Linked DNA regions of Homo sapiens: regions 1 and 2 are each linked to region 3. The links are chromatin contacts, found by Hi-C or POLR2A ChIA-PET in ENCODE. All regions are on one chromosome and are shown on one strand. The core of a region is the stretch at or near the end of the contact, and the rest is flanking DNA. Distances in the headings are between cores, read along the strand shown. Region 1 holds the start of LUCAT1 (lung cancer associated transcript 1). Region 2 has its middle 34 kb from the start of LUCAT1. Region 3 overlaps ADGRV1 (adhesion G protein-coupled receptor V1).

Region 1 (3,654 bases), core at 408-2,907, 380 kb after region 3:
GTAACCAGACTGGAACCAGAAATCTTATTGCCATGTTAATATGTCATTTTCCTTCTGTGAAATATTCCAATAATGTAAAGAATGCAAGATTCAAAGTCACATAGACCCATGTACACGTTCAATCTACACCAAAGTTTGTGGAGCTGTGTGACCTTCAATAAGTCTCTTAACCTCTCTGAGCCATAATTTCCTCAGTCTGAAAAATGGGATGCTAACATAAGGCCAACATTACAGTGAGAACTAAATAAAACTTTTACATAGTGTCTAGGACAGCTCCTAGCTCATATTTAGTGTTTAAAATAAGCCTCTGATCTTTCTCTTTATTTACAATACCTTTTCATTGGGAGATGAGGACAGCATTTGGACACAACTGTACAGGCACGCTAAGTCTCATCCTTCCAAAGACGTCAGTCACATTCAGCCCCTTTAGCAGTTTCATCAACAGCATGTATAGCACATGTGATAGCAAACAGCAAGTTGGATTCCTTAATAAAGCAGTAAAGAAGGTCAGCCAGGATGTAGGCTTTAAAGCCAAGGCCAGCTCTTCTGGGCAGGACAGTTGTGGCTGATGTATGACAGCCAAATGTAATGAGAGTCCTCATTTGACATATTGAAGCGAGCACCTCAAGGATGGGCAGGGAAAAGAACCATCAGCAGTACTCACCACCAGAGCAGCAGTGAGTGCCCAGGTCAAACTGGACAAGGGCTGGCAGACAGGTGGAAATGTGAGTACATCGTTAGATTTGAAAAGGCCTTTGGCAGGGCACAGTGGCTCACGCCTGTAATCCCAGCATTTTGGAAGGCCAAGGCGGGTGAATCATGAGGTCAGGAGAACGAGACCATCCTGGCTAACACGGTGAAACCCCGTCTCTACTAAAAATGCAAAAAATTACCTGGGTGTGGTGGCGGGCGCCTGTAGTCCCAGCTACTCAGGAGGCTGAGGCAGGAGAATGGCGTGAACCCGGGAGGTGGAGCTTGCAGTGAACCGAGATCGCGCGCCACTGCACTCCAGCCTGGGCGACAGAGCGAAACTCTGTCTCAAAAAAAAAAAAAGAAAAGAAAAGCCCTTTTAAAATGTCCATCCTCCCATAACCCTTTGAAGCCTCCCACGTCCCCCCAGTTCCTCCCAAATGGCATATAAAAAGGGTGATGGCTTTTAGACAAAGGCAGTAGTACTCCCCAAACAGTTAAGGTCCAGAACATCATCTTGTATATACCTGTCTTAGAGCTATCACGTTGTGTACTGGAGTTTCCTGATTACATGACAGACTCCTCTGCTAGACAAACTCCTGAAGACAAGGAGGGGTTCTTATTCATCCTTTAGCCAAACCTTACCTGTAGCTCAGCATGTAGCCCATGGTAGATGCTGAACCAATTTTGTTAACGTGAGAGAAATACAAGAAAGCCAAGTCAGAAATACCATTGTTGCTGTTAGAAAACTTCAAAGAGGAATTTGTGGTCTCTGGTGCCAAGGTCCCATAAGAGTTCCAGCTGGGTGAGCTTCTTGTGAGGAAAGGAGCCAGAAGTCAGAACACATAGTGTGACAATATGAGAGAAAAGAGGATGAAAGCTGTTCTTAAATTGCACCTGTCTAAGGCAATCCGAGCTTGACACATGGTTTCTGGAGGTCTGGGCATTGTCTGAGTGGAGTGTTGATTGTATGTCTCCTGGAGCCTTCTGTTTAAATAACTGCCAGAGCAGGATGACTCAGCAGCCGGAGGATGAGATGCTCTTGATCTGCCGTCCTCTTTAAGTGACAAATCACATTGCCCTGGGTGTCTGTGGCAATCTCTGATATGACACACTCCTTCCTGCCAGCCCATCAACCAGGGTGGCAAGTCACAGTTACTAATCTGGAGACGGCTGAAAATTGCTGACAGGCAAGATCCCATGCTCCAAGTGTAGAGAATCATCTTTAAAATGAACTCTTGTCAATCTTGTCAATAGATTTTCTTTTTTTTTTTTCTTTTTTGAGATGGAGTCTCACTCTGTAGCCAGGCTGGAGTACAGTGGTGTGATCTTGGCTCACCGCAACCTCCACCTCCCGGGTTCAAGTGATGCTCCTGCCTCAGCCTCCCCTGGTAGCTGGGACTACAGGCGCATGCCACCACACCCAGCTAATTTTTGCATTTTTAGTAGAGACGGGGTTTCACCATGTTGCCCAGGCTGCTCCGGAACTCCTGACCTTAGGTGATCCGCCCACCTCAGCCTCCCAAAGTGCTGGGATTACAGGCGTGAGCTACCACGCCCAGCCTAGATTTTGTTACTGAGACTGAGTCTCACTCTGTTGCCCAGGCTGGAGTGCAATGGTGTGATCTTGGCTCAGTGCAACCTCTGCCTCCTGGGTTCAAGCAATTCTCTTGCTTCAGCTTCCTGAGTACCGGGGATTACAGACGCCTGCCACCACACCTGGCTATTTGTATTTTTAGTAGAAACGAAGTTTCGCCATGTTGGCCAGGCTGATCTCAAACTGCTGACCTCAAGTGATCCGCTCGCCTCGGCCTTCCAAAGTGCTGGGATTCTAGGCATGAGCCACGGCACTCAGCCTTGTTTCTGAAATGTAGAGACTGATTTTACATTTCTAGTCTGTCTCCATATCAAAGACTCCCTATTGTCTTCAGGATAAAGTCGAAATTCAATATCCTGACCATTAGGGTCCTATAGGAACTTATCTATACCTACCTTCCTAGCATAATAGAATCTTAACTTGTTTTGCTTTTTTTTCTACTTGATATCGGCTTACTTCTGTTTGTTTCTTTGTTTTTGTCCCTGGCAGATAAATGGTGACAGGACAAAGCTTTAAGAACGTGGCCTAGAGGCCAGGTGTGGTGGCTCACTCCTATAATCCCGGTACTTTGGGAGGCCGGAGCATGCAGATCACTTGAGATCAGGAGTTGGAGACCAGTCTGACCTAACATGGTGAAACCCTGTCTCTACAAAAAATCCAAAAAATCCAGATGTGTTGGTGCACTCCTATAATCCCAGCTACTCGGAGGCTGAGGCAGTAGAATCGCTTGAACCTGGGAGATGGAGGTTGCAGAGAGCCCAGATCACCCCACTGCACTCTAGCCTGGGTGATGGAGCGAGACTCCTTCTGAAAGGAGAAGAAGGGGAAGGGGAAGAGGAAAAAGGGGAAGGAGAAGAAGGGGAAAGGGAAGGGGGAAAAAAAGAAAAGAGAAAAGTGGCCTAGGAGGAAATCCTACCTAGTAGCTATTTCCTGAAAATTGCAGAAGTTACCATTATTAAAATTTAGTAGGCTGGGTATGGTGGCTCACACCTATAATCCTAGCACTTTGGGAGGCCGAGGTGGGAGGATCTCTTGAGCTCAGGAGTTTAAGACCAGCTCAGGCAAGAGTGACACCCCTGTCCTTACAAAAATATCAAAAAATTAGCTGGATATGGTGGCATGCACCTGTGTTCCCAGCTACATGGGAGGCTGAGGCTGGAAGATGACCTAAGCCCAGGAGATGGAGGCTGTGGTGAGCCATGATCATACCACTGCACTCCAGCCTGGGTGACAGAAAGAGACCCTGTCTCAATATAAGTAAATAAATAAATAAATATAAAATTTAGTAGCACAGTACTTTCATGTTGGTCATTAAAGAGCAGTATTCTCTAGATTTTTTTGTTTGACAAATGTTGGTCAACTTTCAA
Region 2 (3,395 bases), core at 379-2,878, 350 kb after region 3:
CGAGACCAGCCTGGGCAACATGGTGAAACCCTGTCTCTTAAAAAAATACAAAAATTATTCAGGCATGGTGGCACACACCTGTAGCCCCAGCCCCTGGGGAGGCTGAGGTGGGACTATCACCTGATTCTGGGGAGGGTGAGGCTGAAGTGAGCCAAGATCCCACCACTTCACTTTAGCCTAGGCGAGAGAGTGAGACCATGTCTCAAAATAAGTAAATAAAAATAAAAAGGAAGAAAGAAAAAGAGCCGAGTGGTGGTGCACGCCTGTAGTCCTAACTACTGGAGAGGCTGAGGCGGAAGGGTTCCTTGAGCCCAGGAGTTCGAGGCCAGCCTGGGCAACACAGAAAGACTCTCTCTTTTTTTTTTTTTTTTTTTTTTTTTTTTTTTTTTTTTTTTTTGAGACGGAGTCTCGCTCTGTCGCCCAGGCCGGACTGCGGACTGCAGTGGCGCAATCTCGGCTCACTGCAAGCTCCGCTTCCCGGGTTCACGCCATTCTCCTGCCTCAGCCTCCCCAGTAGCTGGGACTACAGGCGCCCGCCACCGCGCCCGGCTAATTTTTTGTATTTTTAGTAGAGACGGGGTTTCACCTTGTTAGCCAGGATGGTCTCGATCTCCTGACCTCATGATCCACCCGCCTCGGCCTTCTCTCTTTAAAGAAAAAAAAAAAAAAAGAAAAGAAATTTGTCTATATAAATATACAGTTAAAGCAAACAATATAATATATAAAACCAAATTTGGAAATATTTTTTCCTTCCATCAAAACTTAAACATCAATTTTAGAACACAGTGTTCTATATCGTAAGGAGTCCTAGAGTCTACCCAGTATAATGTCTCACATCCTCGCCCTCTTGCTATAGTTGTCAAACCTAAATGTACCTAAGAATCACTGATAGGTAGTTGGTTAATACGATGGATTATTTCTAGGCCCCGACCTCAGACAGGTGCCTCCATGCCCCCACCCAGCCAGGACATTCTGAGTCTGTAATTTGAAGTGAGCTTCAAGAATCTGCATTTTTACCGCGGCGCTTTTGATGCAGGCGGTCCACGGTAAAGTTAGAGAAATGCTGCCCTGCTGCTGCGCTGCAGATTGAACTCTGGGGAAGAAGAAATGAGCACGACCGGGAGCGGTCCATCTAAACCGGTCCATTTAGATGGACAGGTTTTAGCAGTCCATCTAAATCTGTCTCAGGAGCTTTCTTTCTTTCTTTTTTTTTTTTTTTTTTTTTTTTTGAGACGGAGTCTCGCTCTGTCGCCCAGGCTGGAGTGCAGTGGCACTCACTGCAAGCTCCGCCTCCCAGGTTCACGCCATTCTCCTGCCTCAGCCTCCCGAGTAGCTGGGACTACAAGCGCCCACCACTACGCCCGGCTAATTTTTTGTATTTTTTAATAGAGGCGGTGTTTCACCGTGTTAGCCAGGACGGTCTCGATCTCCTGACCTCGTGATCCGCCCGCCTCGGCCTCCCAGAGTGATGGGATTACAGGCGTGAGCCACCGCGCCCGGCCTGTCTCAGGAACTTTCAAAGGGGAGTGGCAGACAGAAAATGAGCACGGTATCTAATCAGCAAGTAGGATTGCAAATAAGAACGCCTTTATGAAGGCCCCAGTTTTTACAGTAAGTCCCTCACTGCCCGCACACAACGATGCCAAGTTCCAACCTGATTTGCGTCACCACAGTTGTGGGTTTGCGCCAAGGTTAGTTATCAAGCGTAGTGAGAGGATAAATTCACAAAATGAGGGACAAAAATAAGACGAGAGCTGGGTACAACGGAAGTGAAACCTGGGTGGAGGTCATCTCCAAATCACAGTGGAAGGACGATGTCAGGGATTTGTCCCAACACTCTTTTGATGAAAGAATTTGATTAGTGGACTATTGCACTCTTAAAGGCAAAGAAAACAAAGCACGGCAGTGCCCCGCTCGGTCGGGATTCAAAAGCAGTGAAAGCTGCCTTGCTCTGTTTAAAGCGACAGGACTGCTCTGCTATTCAGGAAAGACTAAGGAGGCAGCGGTATCTGCGAAGTCCTGCGAGCTCCCGGCGACAGGAGTAGCGCGAGCAGCTGACGGGGGAAATCCACTGGCAGCGAGTCGGATGAGTCAGCGCTGAGTCACGCTCGGCGCTACGTGCCGGCCTGGGCGGCCGCAGCCCGGGGCCCGCAGCCGCGGAGTCAGCAGAGATCCGCCGCTTCCTGGAAGACCCTCCCTGCGCCTGAGGGAGGGGGCGGCGTCGCCTCCTCGCGCCGCCAAGGCCCCCTGCAGTCACACACTCGCCCGCACGCACGACCTCCTCGCTCCATCCTGGGGACATCCAGGATTCACCCCCGAGGGGAAGAGTCCCATGTGACAAATGGTTAGAGCTTGGGCGGATGCTTTCATCCCATGTGTTTCCTCAAAGCTGAGATTCCAGCGCTCTTGCTCTTTTCGTGTTGTTGTTAGGTTTTTAACTTTTTTTTCCCGTTTCCTGGCAGAGGATTAACACGCTGATCTTTTTATAGTTTCCAATATTTTAAATGAAGCACAAGAAGAATGGATTAATAAAACGTGTTGAAACTTAAGCATCAAATCGTCACACTGCTCTGGGTTCTAAAATGACTAGAAAGTGACTGCACTAGAAGCTTTGAATGTTGGGTAACTGGGAAGGATTAACTCGGTTCTGATGTGCCCTTTGTTAATGAAAATCAAATCTTTGCTATTTGTCCAACCACCCTTATAATAACTAAATTTGTCTAAAGACTGGAGACATGTGTGGTAATAATTAGATATGGAGTCACCAAAGAACAGGGTAGCCATGCCTTTGTGTTTTCTGTGCCTTAACTAACATTCTGTTGTCCTAATGTGCAAATGATACATTGTTGGTTTTAAAAAATATTATGGCAATGTTTATATCCATGCTGAGAGTTAATAGCAGGTATTGTGTCATGAAGTGCAGCTAGTCAGTGAGATAGTCCTGATACAGGTGGGGTAATTATTATTTAGGGACAATTTGCGGCTGTTTTTCAAGACAGACTGGGTCTTTAGAAGTTGTGCCAGCTGTTACCGGTGGTTCTGCTTCATTGGGAGAATTATTTCCCTCCTTATCCCTGTGTACGTGTGAAATGATGCAAAACAATAGAGTGTTCGTGTAGTTTGACTGCTTTTCTTGCAGGCAAGGAGACTGAAGTAATTAGAGGTTGAACTGACTCACCAAGGTTACTGGAGAAGCATGACTACCCAATTTTGTAAAGGAGAGAAAAGCCCCAAACAAATACAAATAGGAAACATGAAAATACGAGAGAGGATCAGAGCCCAAGAAAGCAAAATGAGTAATATGGACCAGAAATGGAATCTCATATACTTGAACTAGTTGTAATGGGAGGTATACTTAATGCGCTAGCCTTAAAAAAAAAGTCAAATTATTGCAT
Region 3 (3,574 bases), core at 268-2,767:
TAAATACTAGAGAGTTATTTCTAAATTTACGTGAGTCCAAATTTTCAAGCAGAAACTATAATCCTCCTTTGCTTACCTGATAATTTTTACTGCCCTAATCAACTTGGTCTTGCACTACTGTAAATAACTTACATGAGGAAATATTGTGGTTTCATGTTCGGTAACAATAATTTTACCTAGGTTTTAATGAAATATCTCTCACAATATGAGAGCCTGCATAATATAGAATATCCAATTCATTAAACACTTGCAGAGGGTCCCCTCTGGGCCATCTGGGATTACTACTGCCTAACTTTGAAGGAGAAACCTAACCAGAATATTTTAGTATGTTGCATCAGTGATAAGAAAACTTCTGAACTTGTGCCATGAGACCTCAGAGAAGGGGCCACTTTGTTCATCCCAAGGTGACTCGGAATAGATGACACCAAAGCTGAAAGATTTGTAGATTTTTTTATAGGTGAAGAGAGAGAGGAGGGAGAAGGAGGTACTTGCTGGAAGTGTGTCCTGGCAAAGCAAGCAGCACTGGTAAAAGCAGGCAGATCCGACAGAATGTCGTGTATGGATGGAGAAAGAGAATGAAACAGCAGTTTAAGATGACTGGTGGGTAATGCAAATTTGAGAAGTCATGGGGGATGAGGCTGGACTGGTAAACAAGAGCTAAGTCATCAAGGGCCAGATATCAAACAAGTTTATACAGTGAAGATTTAGGGCAAAGGGGTGATGTGGAAGGGATGAGTTTTCCAAAAAGTTAGTCACTTATCCAAGAATGTATCCAGCTCACTTAATGAAGCTAGCTCACTTATGGAGCTAGATACATTCAAATAGTTTCTATAAATCAAATTCCTTTTCTTAGTTCAGTTCTCCTAGTGATGCCCAAATTGACAAATTTCACTAGGTAAAATGTTTGCTTTTCTTGAAGTAATATAATTCTACCTGGAAGTCAGCATATTTTTAAAAATCACAAATTGTAAGAAAAAAATCATTTTGCTTATGTGCCAAATTTTATATGTGATTATGTTGAAGTATGGAAAACAGCATAATTCAACAAACATTTTATTAAAATTGACAACACAATTTCTTAAAAGAAATATTTTAATAATGGTTAATTCCTACTTGTTAGTCTATAATTACGCATGTTTCCTAATTGATGAAAAGAAATGAAATCACTCTTTCTGGACAGGCATATACTTGAAAATCCTTTACCGTATATTGGCTTAGAGAAAAATTGATGTTCCTTGCTGCTTAAATAAATTTAAGCCCCTAAAATCTGAAAACTTAATTGAATATTTAGTGGACATAAAATGAATGGTCCATAAGAGCAGAGGCACAAAGTTGAAACAGCAAAGATAAGCATGAGGGACTCTAGCTTTAGATTTTTACTTTACTCACTTTGTTTTATTTTCCTTCTCCACATAAATTGTTATAAATTTTCCACTTGCTAGAAGGGATTTCTCAAGCATTGCAGGGCAGCTTAGTTTATTTTCTTCGTGGGTAAATCTGTATGTAATCATTTTAGCAGGTGAGAGAATTCAAGGAAGTGGTAACTTGCCAGGAAATGAGTTCTCAGGGCTGTGAATGTTTTTTCATTAGTGGTATGATTTCCCAAATATCCCATTTCATTTTCGTGTAAAAGGTACTTTTCCATCTCATCACGTCTACATTGAGTTAGTTTGCCCACTAGGAGGCACTCTTTCCAAGCTCTGTTTCCCAGGGTGTCCCGCTGACTTTCCCCAATAAAAACCTGTGGGTATTTACTCATCTTTTGTGTTTTTGTTACTAAGCTAAGTTTTGTACCTTGCTTCTGTTTGCTAGTGGAAATGGCCTTTTTTGTTGTTGTTTAAAACAAACCAACAAAAACAACTTCCAAATGTTTTGGTTGGTACTTGTTTTTCAAGGTACTAGTTTGTGGAGAGATGCTTAACTTACTAGAAAAACACAATGTGTTTGATATCAAGTGTTCACTAAAAGTTCTACTATTACCTTTAAAATAGTAATATTCTCCCTGATATTTATTTTCAAATGTAAAAACATATAGATCTCTAAGTATAGCTCAGTTGTGAACAATTGAAAACATTAAGTCACCATAGAATGCATCGCTGCAAAAGACAAACAGTGATTTGTGTCAGAAAAAGCTTTCAGATTAAAAAAAATCAGAGAATATAGGCTTGTCGTGAGTTGTGTGTGTGTGTGTGTATACATACACATAGTATACACACATACATATATGTATACATGTAAAAACACACAGCAACAAGACTGTATAAAAAGGACACTTGCTCAGTGGCATGTGAAAGTCACTCTCATCACACATTGTGCTGGTCACATATTGATATGCAGGCCCCACGTATATAATTATACGTATAAAATTAGAGTTATTAGTGATCCCGGAATAATCACTCTCTGAAGACTTTTAATGAACTTCAAATTGAAAGTGGTTGGTTTACTTAAAAAGCATGATTTCTCAAATTTTTTAATCTCAGAGCTTGAGACCTGGTCCCATCAATTCATTCACTTATTGAGTGTCTGCTCTGTGTCGGGCCTTGTTCTATATTTTGTTTACGGCAATGAACATACAAACAAAATTTACTCATGGTGTTTATGTTTGGTGGTAGTGGTGGCAAGGCAGGGGTGCACACCAGAGTAGGATTAATTGCAATGACAAAGGGTAATGTTGTAAAAGGATTAAGAGTGTTAGAAGCAGAACTATTTTATATAGGGATGCCAAGGAAAATGTATCTGAGAAGATACTATTTGAGCAGAGATCTGAGGGAAATGAGGAAGAAAGCTATGCATGTAGCTGGGGGATACATTCCAGATAAAAGGGCAAAGCAAATATAGTCCTGAGGTTTATTTTAAGGGCAGTAAGTGAGTCTGGTTCTGGAATGTGAGGGGGAGTGGTGGGAGATGAAGTTAGTGAGATGTGCCAGGACCTAGTAGAATTTTTCTCCAAATGAGATAGAAAGTCACTGGCAGGGTTTGTGCAGAAGAGTTGGTTGATGAGACTAACTTTTCAGAGAATCTCTCTAACTTTTGAGTTGATTTGGTATTCAAAAACCCTCACTATTAGGCCTCTACTTGGTTCTCCCGGGAAGTTCTCTGCCCTCCAATCCTTCTGTTTTTTGTTTAGGTTCCTTCTGCCTGGAATGCCCATTTTCTTGTAGCAGGTGTGAATCTCAGTCCACACACAGAGATATGTGAGGAATATAACTATTTGTTCACAGCTGAATTGAGCCCTATTCTGCTAGGTGGTATGAACAATCTGTCAATTCTGGTCTCCTTTGGCCTTATTCTGTGGCTGCACGTAGGCCTTTGGGGACTCTTGTAACATTGAGCCATCTAGGGAGGTAGGCAAGGGGCCTGTCGCAGGCACAGCTGCCTAGACACAGACTGTAGCCTTTCTACTCCAGAAACTATTTCAGAAAAGTAGCCATGGGTTCTTACTGACCTCAGATCCCTAAACCTCTGCAGGGGTTTTGTCTGTTCTTCTTGCTGGAAGTTGGCATAGTCTCACCTCATTTTTTCACTCTCTTTGCTTCCTCTTCATCTCTCCCCTTCCGACCCTACAGGTCTCTAG

What was found. Hi-C counts contacts between places; a loop is a spot of excess contacts on that map. ChIA-PET counts read pairs that join two places held with the same protein, here RNA polymerase II (POLR2A). Pooled maps may share reads with other maps.
Region 1: a map of sigmoid colon shows a loop between it and region 3 (4-fold over the local background). The contact joins the promoter of LUCAT1 here to the enhancer-like site in region 3. A Hi-C loop is called at or near these places in 3 of 168 maps with a recorded cell type or tissue (endothelial cell of umbilical vein, esophagus muscularis mucosa and sigmoid colon), 1 of 37 single-sample maps with no recorded cell type and 11 of 50 pooled maps.
Region 2: a map of endothelial cell of umbilical vein shows a loop between it and region 3 (9-fold over the local background). The contact joins two enhancer-like sites. A Hi-C loop is called at or near these places in 2 of 168 maps with a recorded cell type or tissue (IMR-90 and endothelial cell of umbilical vein) and 16 of 50 pooled maps. POLR2A ChIA-PET finds 5 or more read pairs at or near these places in 2 of 52 experiments (H1 and MCF 10A).

The regions. Positions count from the first base shown.
Region 1 is chr5:91,312,745-91,316,398 of GRCh38, forward strand. It overlaps LUCAT1 (lung cancer associated transcript 1), which reads right to left and starts at 1,658. Exons shown (of 5, transcript NR_103548.1): 1 at 1,336-1,658; 2 at 894-1,033; 3 at 334-485. RefSeq lists enhancers at 1,083-2,282, 1,170-1,957.
Region 2 is chr5:91,278,528-91,281,922 of GRCh38, forward strand. No RefSeq gene overlaps it. Among named protein-coding and RNA genes, the nearest start is that of LUCAT1, 34 kb to the right of the region's middle. RefSeq lists enhancers at 991-1,932, 1,931-2,190, 1,933-2,874. Within about 2 kb of position 1,629, at least 39 of the 41 ENCODE cell types and tissues checked have a DNase peak (open chromatin) inside an H3K27ac peak, as active enhancers do.
Region 3 is chr5:90,930,619-90,934,192 of GRCh38, forward strand. All of the region lies in intron 83 of ADGRV1 (adhesion G protein-coupled receptor V1), which reads left to right. Among named protein-coding and RNA genes, the nearest start is that of ADGRV1, 370 kb to the left of the region's middle. Within about 2 kb of position 1,518, at least 5 of the 41 ENCODE cell types and tissues checked have a DNase peak (open chromatin) inside an H3K27ac peak, as active enhancers do.